Linked DNA regions of Homo sapiens: region 2 is linked to region 1. Evidence: read pairs that join two places in POLR2A ChIA-PET (ENCODE). Cell type or tissue: A673. All regions are shown on one strand. Region 1 overlaps GATD1-DT (GATD1 divergent transcript). Region 2 overlaps TSPAN4 (tetraspanin 4).

Region 1 (2,500 bases):
TGATCAGCAGCCTCACCAAGAATGCACTAGGGTGGGAGTCCCGGGAGAGGAGTCGCACCCTCTCAGCAGTGGGGAGGGGATGCTGGAGAGGAAAACAGAGAAACCTCCCCCTAGCTCACCCCGTTCTGCACTGGGTGATAAATACTACGTGCACCCTAGGAAGCCACGTGTGTCACTGGCTGCTAACACGAGGATGGGGGACTTGAGATGCTGGTGCAGGTTCCCAGCAAGGCTCAGAGCTGCGGGTCTCCAGGGAGTTCCCGCAGAGCCTGGGGGGCACAGCCTGCCTCAGACAGTCCCCGGACCCCAGACCCGTGGACACCTCTGTCCCCAGAGATGATGCTGCGCGTTGGAGCTTTCCTGCTTTTTTCCCGTTTTCCAGATTTCCTTATAAGCGATTTGACTTCACAGCGTGACCTTTTTATATACATTTTATATCTGGTATTTGTTTAGACCTTAGAAGTGTTCTGAGGCCGGGCGTGTGGCTCATGCCTGTGATCCCAGCACTTTGGGTGGCTGAGGTGGACGGATCACCTGAGGTCAGGAGTTTGAGACCATCCTGGCTAACGTGGTGAAACCCCGTCCCTACTAAAAATAACAAAATTAGCCGGGCGTGGGGGTGGGCGCCTGTAGTCCCAGCTACTCTGGAGGCTGAGGCAGGAGAATGGCGTGAACCCGGGAGTCGAGATCGCGCCACTGCACTCCAGCCTGGGCAACAGAGCAAGAGTCCGTCTCAAAAAAAAAAAAAAAAAGTGTTCTGTAATAAAAGTGAACTGATAAGTTCTGGGCATCCCTGAGAATTTGTTTTCCTTTCAGAAAGTTTCCTACACTACTGAGGTTTAGGGGCACTGTGAAGCAAAAGCCACGCCTCAGAATCCCAGGCGGAGACTCCGACCTCGTCCCGGGAGGGAAGCCAGTAGCTGAGCACCTGCGGGAGATTAAAGAGAGGAATAAGGAGGTGAGTACATGACAAAGAGCCACAGTCGCAGGCGGTGGGGCCTGGCTCAGAACAGGCTGTGCTGGGAAGCGGGAGCAGGAGCTGGCGCCGCCTTGCGGGCTGGCAGAGGACCATCCACTCCCTGGCGCTGGGGCCGTCCCATCTCATGGGCAAGAAACGTGAGACCCCTGGCTCGCTCCACACACAACCTAAGTGCCAGATGGATGAGACGCCTACGCGTGAGTAAATGCCAGGAACATGAGACTCGAACGTGGCAGGATATCCTTCTGCCCACGAATCTAAAAGCTTACTCGGTAATGGGAGAATGGTTCCAATTTGATAAACTCGGGTTTTTGGAACGTCTGTGCTCCAGAAACACTGGAAGGCAAGTGGCTGCTGACTGGAGGAGATAATTGGATGCTGCAAGCGGCAAAGGGCTCGGGATGCAAAACACCGCAAGAAATGCAACAAGTGAGGAGCATTCCCGCAAAGAAAAAACGCACAGGCCGAGAGCAGTGGCTCACGCCTGTAATCCCAGCAGTTTGGGAGGCCGAGGCAGGTGCATCGCTTGAGGACAGGAGTTCGAGACTAGGCTGGCCAACATGGTGAAACCCCATCTCTACTAAAAATACAAAAAAAAAAAAAAAATTAACCGGCTGTGGTGGCGAGTTCCTGTGGTCCCAGCTACTCGGGAGGCTGAGGCAGGAGAATCGCTTGAACCTGGGAGACAGAGGTTGCAGTGAGCCAAGATCGTGTCACTGCACTCCAGCCTGGGCAACAGAGTGAGACTCTGTCAAAAAAGAAAAAAAAAATTGCACAAATGGCACAAAGAGGAAAAATCAAATGGTGAGACCCAAATAGCCAGGAGCTTTCTTTCTTTTTTTTTTTTTTTCTCCTTTCCTTTTTTCCATCCTTTTATCAGCCATAAAAAGGAAGGGAAGGTTGGGCTGGGCACAGTGGCTCATGCCTGTAATCCCAACGCTTTGGGAGGCCAAGGTGAGTGGATCACCAGAGGTCAGGAGTTCGAGTCAACCTGGCCAACATGGTGAAACCCCATCTCTACTAAAAAATACAAAACTAGCCGGACGTGGTGGCGTGCGCCTGTAATCCCAGCACTTTGGGAGGCTGAGACAGGAGAATCCCTTGAACCCAGGAGGCAGAGGTTGCAGTGAGCCAAGATTGCGCCACGGCACTCCAGCCTGGGCGACAGAGCGAGACTCCGTCTCAAAAAATAAAATAAAAAGGAAGGGAAGTTGAATAGACTACAGCATGGGTGGACCCTGAGTGAAATAGGCCAATTGAAAGGACAGATGTTACACGATACCATTTATCTGCAATGCTAGATTTGGGAGAGCCATTGAGGCAGAAGATAGGTGGTGGGTGCCCGGGGTTAAGGGGAGGGGACGGGGAGTCCATGTGTAATGGGGACAGAGTCTCTGGAGGGATGACGCATTCTGGAGGTGGACGGTGGTAATGGATACGCATGATGCTGCTGAACTGTGCACTTCAAAATGGTTAAGACAGTAGATTTTGTGTTTATACAATAAACCCAGAAAAGATGTA
Region 2 (2,500 bases), 69 kb after region 1:
GAGTGTGACCCAAGGAGGCTCTTGGCCCAGACATCCACCTCCAGAAGGGGTCACCCAAGGGTTTGTTTTCTGCAAGAGGCTCTGGAGGGGTGAGGCCCAGGCCTGAGGGGCGCCTTGGAGGTAGGGGTGGTGGGAGGTGTGGGTGTGGTCTGGAGCTGGTGGGTGTGGGGGGTGGGCTGCAGGTGGCTGAGTGACCAGAGTGTTTCTGTGACGGGGGGACGGGGCAGAATGACTGAAGGGCAGTGGGTGTGGGGGCCCGGCAGGCAGGCAGGCAGGTCCTGGGAGGGGAAGCCCTCTCTCCTCTCCACCCTCCTCCTGTCCTCCGTGGCCTGGACACCTGCCTTCAGGGAGAAAGAAGAGGGTCCTTTCCCAGGGGGGGTCTCTCTGCTCTGAGAGCAGCCCGCCCTCATGGAGGACCCCCAGGTGGACCTCTCTTTGCTCTGTGAACCCCAGAGAAGCCTCCATTCCTACCGCATGGCAGACACACTCCCCCATCCTCAACCTGGGAAAGAACACACAAGGAACCCCCTTGGGACCCTATTCTGGGCTGGAAAATGCAATTCTCTCTTTTTTATCTTTGTTTTTTGAGATAGAGTCTTGCTCTGTCGCCTGGAGTGCAGTGGCGTGATCTTGGCTCACTGCAACCTTCCATCTCTGGGGTTCAAGCGATTCTCATGCCTCAGCTTCCCGAATTGCTGGGATTACAGGCGCGCATCACCACGCCTGTCTAATTTTTGTATTTTTAGTAGAGACAGGGTTTCACCATGTTGGTCAGGTTGGTCTCGAACTCCTGACCTCGTGATCCGCCTGCCTCGACCTCCCAAAGTGCTGGGATTACAGGCGGCCCCAATTATTTTTTATTAATCAATCACCACCTTCCCGCCAGTCCAGCAAACTGGAGCCCCGCTGGCTTCATACACCAGCCTTGGCCCCCCCCAACCCTGGGCTGGTGCCCAGTGGGGGTCTAAGGGTGGGGGCGGGGCAGGGGAAATAAGAATGAGTGGGGGTTTTGCCAGGAGAGTCTGTCCCGGGCTGATGTCCACGCCTGCTGTGCCCTGAGTCACTGTGAGCTAAGCCCTCTCCTCCTGGCGTGAGGCTATTTCAGGAGTCAGGCCTAGCGCTCCCCTTCCCCAGGGCTCCTTTCCTTTTGGGGGTGCCAGCCCCCTGTTGTCGGGGCTTTTGCCGCCCACTCCATTTCCTACTCGTTGGGAGACCAGGGGATACAACCTGGCCTCCTCCTCCTCCTCCTCCGTCTTCTCAGGGGCGAAGTTCAGGGGTTAAGGTGGTGGGAGGGACGTCCCCCCGGCGGGACCTCAAGATCCCCGCGTGTGTCTGTCCTGACCCCCCGCTGCCGGAGTCCTGCTGGGCCTGTGGGGAGGGCATGGGGGAGCCCCAGTGGGCAGCCAGTGACCAGAGCCGTGGGCAGTGGTGGGAGCCGGGGTGGGGTGAGGAAAGTTGTGTGTGACTGGGGGGCTGTGCCCGTCCTGGGTGTGGCTGTGGGTGTGGGGGCAGGGGCTGAGCCCTGTAAGTGGTACAGGTGCGGCCAGGGCACTGGGAGGGGTTGGGGGGCTGGGAGTGGGGTCCCATGCCTGGCTCGTGTGCGGTGGTCAGGGTGCAGCTTCCCTCTGCCCCCAGCTTGCCTGGCTGCCCCTTAGCTTTGCTCTCCTGTGCCCTTAACCCCAGCCTGGCACCCCTCTCTCCCACCTTTGCCTCCATGTTCTCCTCAAAGCCCCCCTTCTTCCAAATGCAGACCCTCCAAGGCCCTCACAGTACTCCTGGCTTCCAAGGTCTCTTTGGGTCCAGGCCTGAGCCCCCCTCCACACCCATGGTCAGGCTAGGGCCCCTGGTCACTGACGGCCTGGGGCAGCCTGGGGGCCTACCTGGGAGGGGAAGGGAGGGGCTCGCTCCAGAAGGCTGATTGACGTATTTCTTTACAGCGTTGGTTCGGATTTCCCAGGCAGGCATCTTTGCTGGGGTCTGGGAGGGTGGGGCTGCTGGCAAGAGTCTGTGCTCAGAGCCTCCAGCTTTGGGTGGAGTGGGGAGGGTTCCTGGGGCAGCCAGGGTGGGGAGGTAGGATGTGTCCTGGCCTGGTGGTGGGGGACCCGGTGGGGCCTTCAGAGTTCAGAGCACTGGTGCCAACTCCTAACCCCATGGACATCTGGGGACATGCTACCTGCCTTCAGCAAATAGAGGCCCTCACCCGGTGATGGCAGCTCCGCTGGGGCACAGCCACTGAGCCTTCCTTTGAGCCCTCCCTGCAGAGGTTGGGGAGTGGGAAGCAGGCTGCCTGTGGTGGGGCCGGGGTGTCTCCTGGGAGCCTCATTCCGGGGGAGGCTGGGTGCAGGGCCCGTGAGCCTGAGCGAGGTGTCCTGGTCCAAGGCAGGTGCCGACACAGACACAGGTTAGCAATGGTGAGGGCGTGGGGGGCTCTGCTGCCCTGGGACCCCCACCTTCAGGCCTCTGTGCTGCCTGGTCAGCTCAGCTGCTGCCAGCGACACTC

Evidence for each region. ChIA-PET counts read pairs that join two places held together with the same protein. Peaks named below come from ENCODE experiments on the same cell type or tissue, not always from the same donor. Only the 100,000 strongest peaks of a DNase experiment are listed, where the experiment ranks them.
Region 2: POLR2A ChIA-PET joins it to region 1 with 6 read pairs; 11 of 35 experiments call an interaction of 5 or more read pairs at or near these places.

What each region holds. Positions count from the first base shown.
Region 1 is chr11:782,714-785,213 of GRCh38, forward strand. It overlaps GATD1-DT (GATD1 divergent transcript), which reads left to right. Exons shown (of 2, transcript NR_126343.1): 2 at 817-1,584. Among named protein-coding and RNA genes, the nearest start is that of CEND1, 6.1 kb to the right of the region's middle. RefSeq lists enhancers at 394-1,081, 1,082-1,769. In A673, a CTCF peak has its summit at 1,062; a DNase peak (open chromatin) is centred at 1,078; H3K27ac peaks cover 718 bases.
Region 2 is chr11:851,560-854,059 of GRCh38, forward strand. All of the region lies in intron 3 of TSPAN4 (tetraspanin 4), which reads left to right. Among named protein-coding and RNA genes, the nearest start is that of TSPAN4, 10 kb to the left of the region's middle. In A673, no CTCF peak of the experiment used is centred here; no DNase peak of the experiment used is centred here.